Regions from separate parts of the Homo sapiens genome. Here region 2 is linked to region 1. A link is a loop called in an ENCODE intact Hi-C map of the cell type or tissue named here. Cell type or tissue: gastrocnemius medialis. All regions are shown on one strand. Each heading gives the region's core, and the rest is flanking DNA. Links, peaks and the distances in the headings are about the cores only.

The links. A loop is a pair of places that touch in the nucleus more often than their neighbours do. Peaks named below come from ENCODE experiments on the same cell type or tissue, not always from the same donor. Only the 100,000 strongest peaks of a DNase experiment are listed, where the experiment ranks them.
Region 2: it touches region 1 in a loop (5-fold over the local background); 12 of 110 quality-filtered maps call a loop at or near these places.

The regions. Positions count from the first base shown.
Region 1 is chr22:21,712,058-21,714,973 of GRCh38, reverse strand. All of the region lies in intron 1 of YPEL1 (yippee like 1), which reads left to right. Among named protein-coding and RNA genes, the nearest start is that of YPEL1, 22 kb to the left of the region's middle. RefSeq lists a silencer at 947-1,105 and an enhancer at 1,314-1,363. In gastrocnemius medialis, for the core only: a CTCF peak has its summit at 1,630 (motif pointing left); DNase peaks (open chromatin) are centred at 323, 1,629 and 1,918; H3K4me3 peaks cover 224 bases; H3K27ac peaks cover 1,771 bases.
Region 2 is chr22:21,848,551-21,851,466 of GRCh38, reverse strand. All of the region lies in intron 1 of MAPK1 (mitogen-activated protein kinase 1), which reads left to right. Among named protein-coding and RNA genes, the nearest start is that of MAPK1, 18 kb to the left of the region's middle. In gastrocnemius medialis, for the core only: no CTCF peak of the experiment used is centred there; a DNase peak (open chromatin) is centred at 1,212; H3K27ac peaks cover 2,500 bases.

The DNA of each region.
Region 1 (2,916 bases), core at 264-2,763:
TAATGTATGCTTTAGTTTTCAGAATATATCACTTACTCCTACGAATCAGTAAGGAAAGGACCAGCAGCTAATAGAAAATGTGACAAAGATTTGAAAAGGAGGAATCATAAAAGGTGCCCACCTGTATGGTCAGGTTGAAGCAAATTAAAGCCACAATGAGATGCTGCTGCCTTATACCTGCCAGGCAGCAGAAGTGTTAAAATTTGACCATATCAAGTTGGCGGGATAAAGATCAGCAGGGACTCATGTTCGCTGCTGGCAGGATGACCTTGTCACCGGCACTTGGGAGGTGCTGCTGTGTGCACGGGCATCTGCTCCTGGGATTGTTCCAACGAAACACCTGCCTGTGCGGCTCAGGAGAGGTGACAGCGACAGCAGCACCATTTAGTAGCCAGCCTGGGAGCCGATACACATCCACACCCCGTCAGTGGCTGCATGCAGTGTATCTGACGGGACACCAGGTGAAGGGGGCCCAGCTGCACATGGGGACAGAGGCAGACTTGGCTGCACGTCAGCAGAGAAGTCTCACAGCATCGTCGGTGTCAAGTTCAAAACACGGAACACGCAGCAGTGTGGCTCAGGGCCACACACGGGGCACAGCCATCAGGACAAGCAAAGACCAAGAAGCACCAAGTCCAAGTTAGGCAGCATCTCAGGCCGGGGCACCAAGGAAGGGCACAGCAGCGCCGTGGTGACCGGGTCCCAGTACCATCCTGGGTGGCCGCCACCGGCCGTTTGTGTCTTCCGTTCACACGATTACAAACGCTGCGTTCTGCCCACACACATCTTCAGTCCCAGATGTGAGAAGGTGACCCTCTAATGCAGGCGTGCCTGCGCAGGTGGGGGGCAGACGCCGTCCTGGGTGTCATCCCATGGAAGGGCACAGGACAGGCTGCTGCCGGAGCAGAGGTCACATGGGGTGGGGGGCGGTGGGGGGTGCATCTCAGGAGGAGCAGGTGTGAGGACACTGCTGGCGCTTGGCTCTTCTTCCCAGCCCCGTGCTCTCGAATTTGGGGAAACCCTTGCTCTTCTGTTTGGCCTGAAAGAAAATCCGGTGTGCCTGACTCTCTGCAGGCCCCTTGTCACAGGCCAGGCTGGGGTGGTGCCACCAGGAAAACTTGGCGCACGTCCTGTTGCTGATGATGGCAGCATCAGTCATGGACTTAACCTTCTTTTGTTAATGAGACCTTAGAAATGTAAAAATGATACACTCTTCTTTAAAATAATTGTAGTCAGTACACATAACTCTTACCATCTTAACCATTTCTAAGTGTACAGTTCAGTGACATTAAATATATTCACATTTTTGTACAGCCATCGCCACCCTCCAACCTCCAGAATTCTTCATGTTGCAAAACTGAAACACTGCACCCATGAAGCGGGGACTCCCCTGCCCCTGGCAGCTCTTTCTGTCTCTGAGTCCCACTACTCTAAGTACCTCATACAATATTTGTCCTTTGTGACTGGCTTACTTCACTGAGCATAGTGTCCTCAGGGTTCCTCCATGCTGTAGCTGTGACAGGAGCCCCCTCCTGTTAAAGGCTGGATAACATTCCACTGTATGCAGACGCCACATTTTGATCATGAGAATGCCCGTTTGTGGAGGGACACACTGTTGCTTCCCCCTCGTGGCTGTTGTGGATAATGTCGCTGTGAGCATGGGTGTGCAGACATGGCTTTGAGACCCTGTTTTCAGTTCTCGTGGATTTATACCCAGCAGTGGAATTGCTGGAGCCCATGGTAATTCTATATTTCGTTTTTTGAGGAATTACCATACTGTTTCCCATAGTGCCTCCAGCATTTTACATTTTTACCCTCAATGCACAAGGCTCCAATTCCTCCACATCCTCACCAACGCTTATTTTCCGTGTGTGCGCGTTGATAGTAGCCGTCCTAGAGGGTGTGTGGTGGTGTCTCAACGTGGTCCTTGTCTGCCTCCCTCAGGATCAGTGACATGGAGCACCTTTTCACGTGCTTGTGGGCCATCTGTATATCTTCTTCGGAGAAATGTTTATATAAGTCCTTTGTCCATTTTTAATCAGATTGGGGTTGTTTTGTTGAGTTGTAGGAGTTTCTTAAATATATTCTAATAACTATATAGAATATAGATATATAGGTCCTTTGTCCATTTTTTAATCAGATTGTGTTTCTTTTTGCTGAGTTTTTTTTAACATATTCTAACAACTAGAATATATAGAGAATATAGATACATAGGTCCTTTATCCATTTTCCTTTTTTTTTTTTTTTTGAGATGTAGTCTCACTCTGTCGCCCAGGCTGGAGTGCAGTGATATGGTCTCGGCTCACTGCAACCGCTGCCTCCTGGGTTCAAGCAATTCTGCTGCCTCGGCCTCCCAAGTAGCTGGGACTACAAGCACCCGCCACCACGCCCGGCTAATTTTTTGTATTTTTAGTAGAGACGGGGTTTCGCCATGTTGACTAGGGTGGTCTCGATCTCCTGACCTAGTGATCCACCTTCTTCGGCCTCCCATAATGCTGGGATTACAGGCGTGAGCCACCACGCCGGGCCCATACCCGGCCCTTTATCCATTTTTTAACCTGTTTGTTTGATTTGCTGAGTTGTAGTTGTTTTTTTTTTTTTTTTTTACATATTCCAATAACTAGGATATATAGAGAATATGGATATATAGAGAATATGTATAGAGAGAATATAGAATATATGTATTCTAGATATTAACACCTTATCAGGTATATGATTTAAAAATATTTTCCCTCATTCTCTGGGTTGCCTCTGTTGATAGTATCCTTTGAAGCACAAAAGTTTTTATTTATTTATTTAGAGACAGGGTTTCACTCTGTTGCTCAGGCTGGAGTGCAGTTGGACGATCTCAGCTCACTTGAGCCTCAACTTCCCAGGCTCAAGCCATCCTCCCACCTCAGCTATCCCAAGTAGCTG
Region 2 (2,916 bases), core at 246-2,745, 140 kb before region 1:
GAAATGCATTTGACTTTTGTAAACTGATGAATTACTGGAATAAAAAGATTGTCCAACAAACTCTTATTCCAGTAATCCCTCTTTAAATTTTTTAAGGACAAACATATCATCTGAAAATCATGATATTTTGTTTCTTTTCATGACTTAGATATATTTTATCTTGTCTTAACTGTGCTGGCCGGACTCTCCATTACAAAGTTGAAGAGCAGTGGTGATACAGAGGGCATCCCTGACTTGTTCTGATGTTAAAAGGAAAGCTTTTATTGAGTGATAGGGGCTACTGGTTTTTCATAAGGCTTACTTCCCACCCACCCCCTCCCCGGAAACAGGGTCTTGCTATGTTGCTCAGACTGGTCTCAAACTCCTGGGCTCAAGTGATCATCCCACTTTACCCTCCTGAATGGCTGGGATTACAGGCACATGCCACAGCACCTGGCTTCATAAAGCTTTCTTTGTCAAGTTTTTTTAAACTTAAAGAAAAAAAGAATCCTGAATGATTGAATTTCTACAGATGCTTTTTAATTGCATGTATAGAAATTTTCTTGTTTTTTTTCTTTAAGTTTCATGTTACCCTAATAGATTTTCTAATATTGAATCAATTTTGCATTCCTGGGATTAAACCCAACTTGGTCATGATGTATTATTATTATATATTGCTGGATTTGGCTTGTTAATAAATAATAGGGTTTTTCTCATGTGGTTTGGTATGAAAATTAGACTACCCTTACAAAATGAATTGGCAAGTGTTTCTTTTCCTATTCTTCTGTTTTTATTTCTGTAAAATTAGAATGATTCCTTCAAAGTTTGGTAGAACTTGCCTGTACAAGTCTGGACCTGGGTGGTTTTTTGGTTTTGGTATGTGTTTGGTTTTTTGTTGAAAACATGTTAAGCTGATTCAAAATTATTTTAAAAATGGTTATACGACTGTTCCTACTTTGAATTTCTTCTTGGTAATTATATTTCTCTTGGCATTTATTCTTCTCACTTATTTTTACATTTACTAGAGTATTGTATTTTCTTACCTCTTTTAATCTTATTTTGAATATCCATTTAAACATAGGTAAGATATAAGTACTGTTTGTGGCTGGGCACAGTGGCTCATGCCTGTAATCCTAGCACTTTGGAAGGCCAAGGCGGGCAGATCACTTGAGGTCAGGAGTTCAAGACCAGCCTGGCCAACATGGCAAAATCTTGTCTCTACTAAAAATACAAAAATTAGCTGGGCGTGGTGGCGCCTGCCTGTAATCCTAGCTACTCCAGAGGCTGAGGCATGAGAATCACGTCACCCCAGGAGGCAGAGGCTGCCGTGAGCTGAGATCGCGCCACTGTGCTCTATCCTGGGCGACAGAGCAAGACTCTGTCTCAAAAAAAAAAAAAAAAAAGGTACTGTTTACAGAATAAGTTAAATACTTGTCATCACTGTGCAGATTGCAAAATGGAACATTGCTAGTACCTTAGAAACGCCTTCTCAAATCTTTAAGAGTTGAGTACGTTCCTTAATTTTGTGATAATTGTTCTTTTCAGACTCTTCTCCCTTTTTATTCTTTACTTTTATTGATGTATAATATACATAAAGAAAAGTGGCCAGATGTGGTGGCTCATGCCTGTAATCCCAACACTTTAGGAAGCCAAGGTGAGAGGATCACTTTGAGCTCAGGAGTTCAAGACCAGCCTGGGCTGATTATAGACGTGAGCCACATTGTCCTGCTGGGTATATATTTAGTAGCAGAATGACTGTGTCAGTCTGTGCATAGATTCCATTTTAGTAGATGTGCCAAACTGTTTTCCAAAGTGGTAAAATATTTCCATTAGCAGTGTATTAGAGTTCAGACCAGTGCATATTCTCAACAACACTTGGTATCATTTTTAGCCTCTCTAGTGGGTATGAAGTGGTATGCATTGTGGGTTTTGTTTGCATTTCTCTGATATTTTAGCTCTTTTTTGGTGGTTAACTCTTTTTTGTATGTTTATGACATTCGGCTATCTCGTGAAGTATTTAAGGGTTATTTTGCAAATTTTTCTGTGGAGATTTTTGTTTCATTAAATTATAGGAGTTCTTTGTAGATTTTGATGAGTCTTTTTTTAGATTCATGTGCTGCAGATATTTTCTCCTTTCCAAGAGTTACCTCTTTTTTTTTTTTTTTTTTTGATACAGTCGCAATTTGTCGCCCAGGCTGGAGTGCAATGGTGCAATCTCTGCTTCCTAGGTTCAAGTGATTCTCCTGCCTCAGCCTCCCAAGTAGCTGGGATTACAGGCACGCCCCACCACACCCTAGGCTCACTGCAACCTCTGCTTCCTAGGTTCAAGTGATTCTCCTGCCTCAGCCTCCCAAGTAGCTGGGATTACAGGCACGCCCCACCACGCCCAGCTAATTTTTGTATTTTTAGAGACGGGATTTCACCATGTTGGCTAGGCTGGTCTCGAACTCCTGACCTCAGCCTCGGCCTCCCAAAGTGCTGGGATTACAGGCGTGAGCCACTGCGCCCGGCCGAATTACAGCTATTTTAAAGATCATCTTCAGTAACTAGTAACTGGGTCACTGTGGATATGTGGATATGTTGTCTCTTTTTTCTCGTTTCTGTTTCCTTGTATGCTTGGTAACGTTCAAGTGAATGCTGGATACTGTGTATGAAAATTGTTGATGCTCTAGGTGACATTTTTCTCCAGAGAGAGCTCTCCCTAATCACTGATAGGCAGATACAGTGGTGACAGATAACCATAATTCAGTGAGAGATTGAGCTGATTCGAGGGTTGGTTGCAGTTTTTTTTTTTTTTTTGTATTACACACCTTTTAATTTGAATTAATTAGGCATGATCATTATTGAAAATTGGTAAAGTGTAGATTGATAACAACCAAAACAGGGGAAAACATTCATTTAAAACTTTCCCAAATAAATGCTCCATGTATAGGCCTC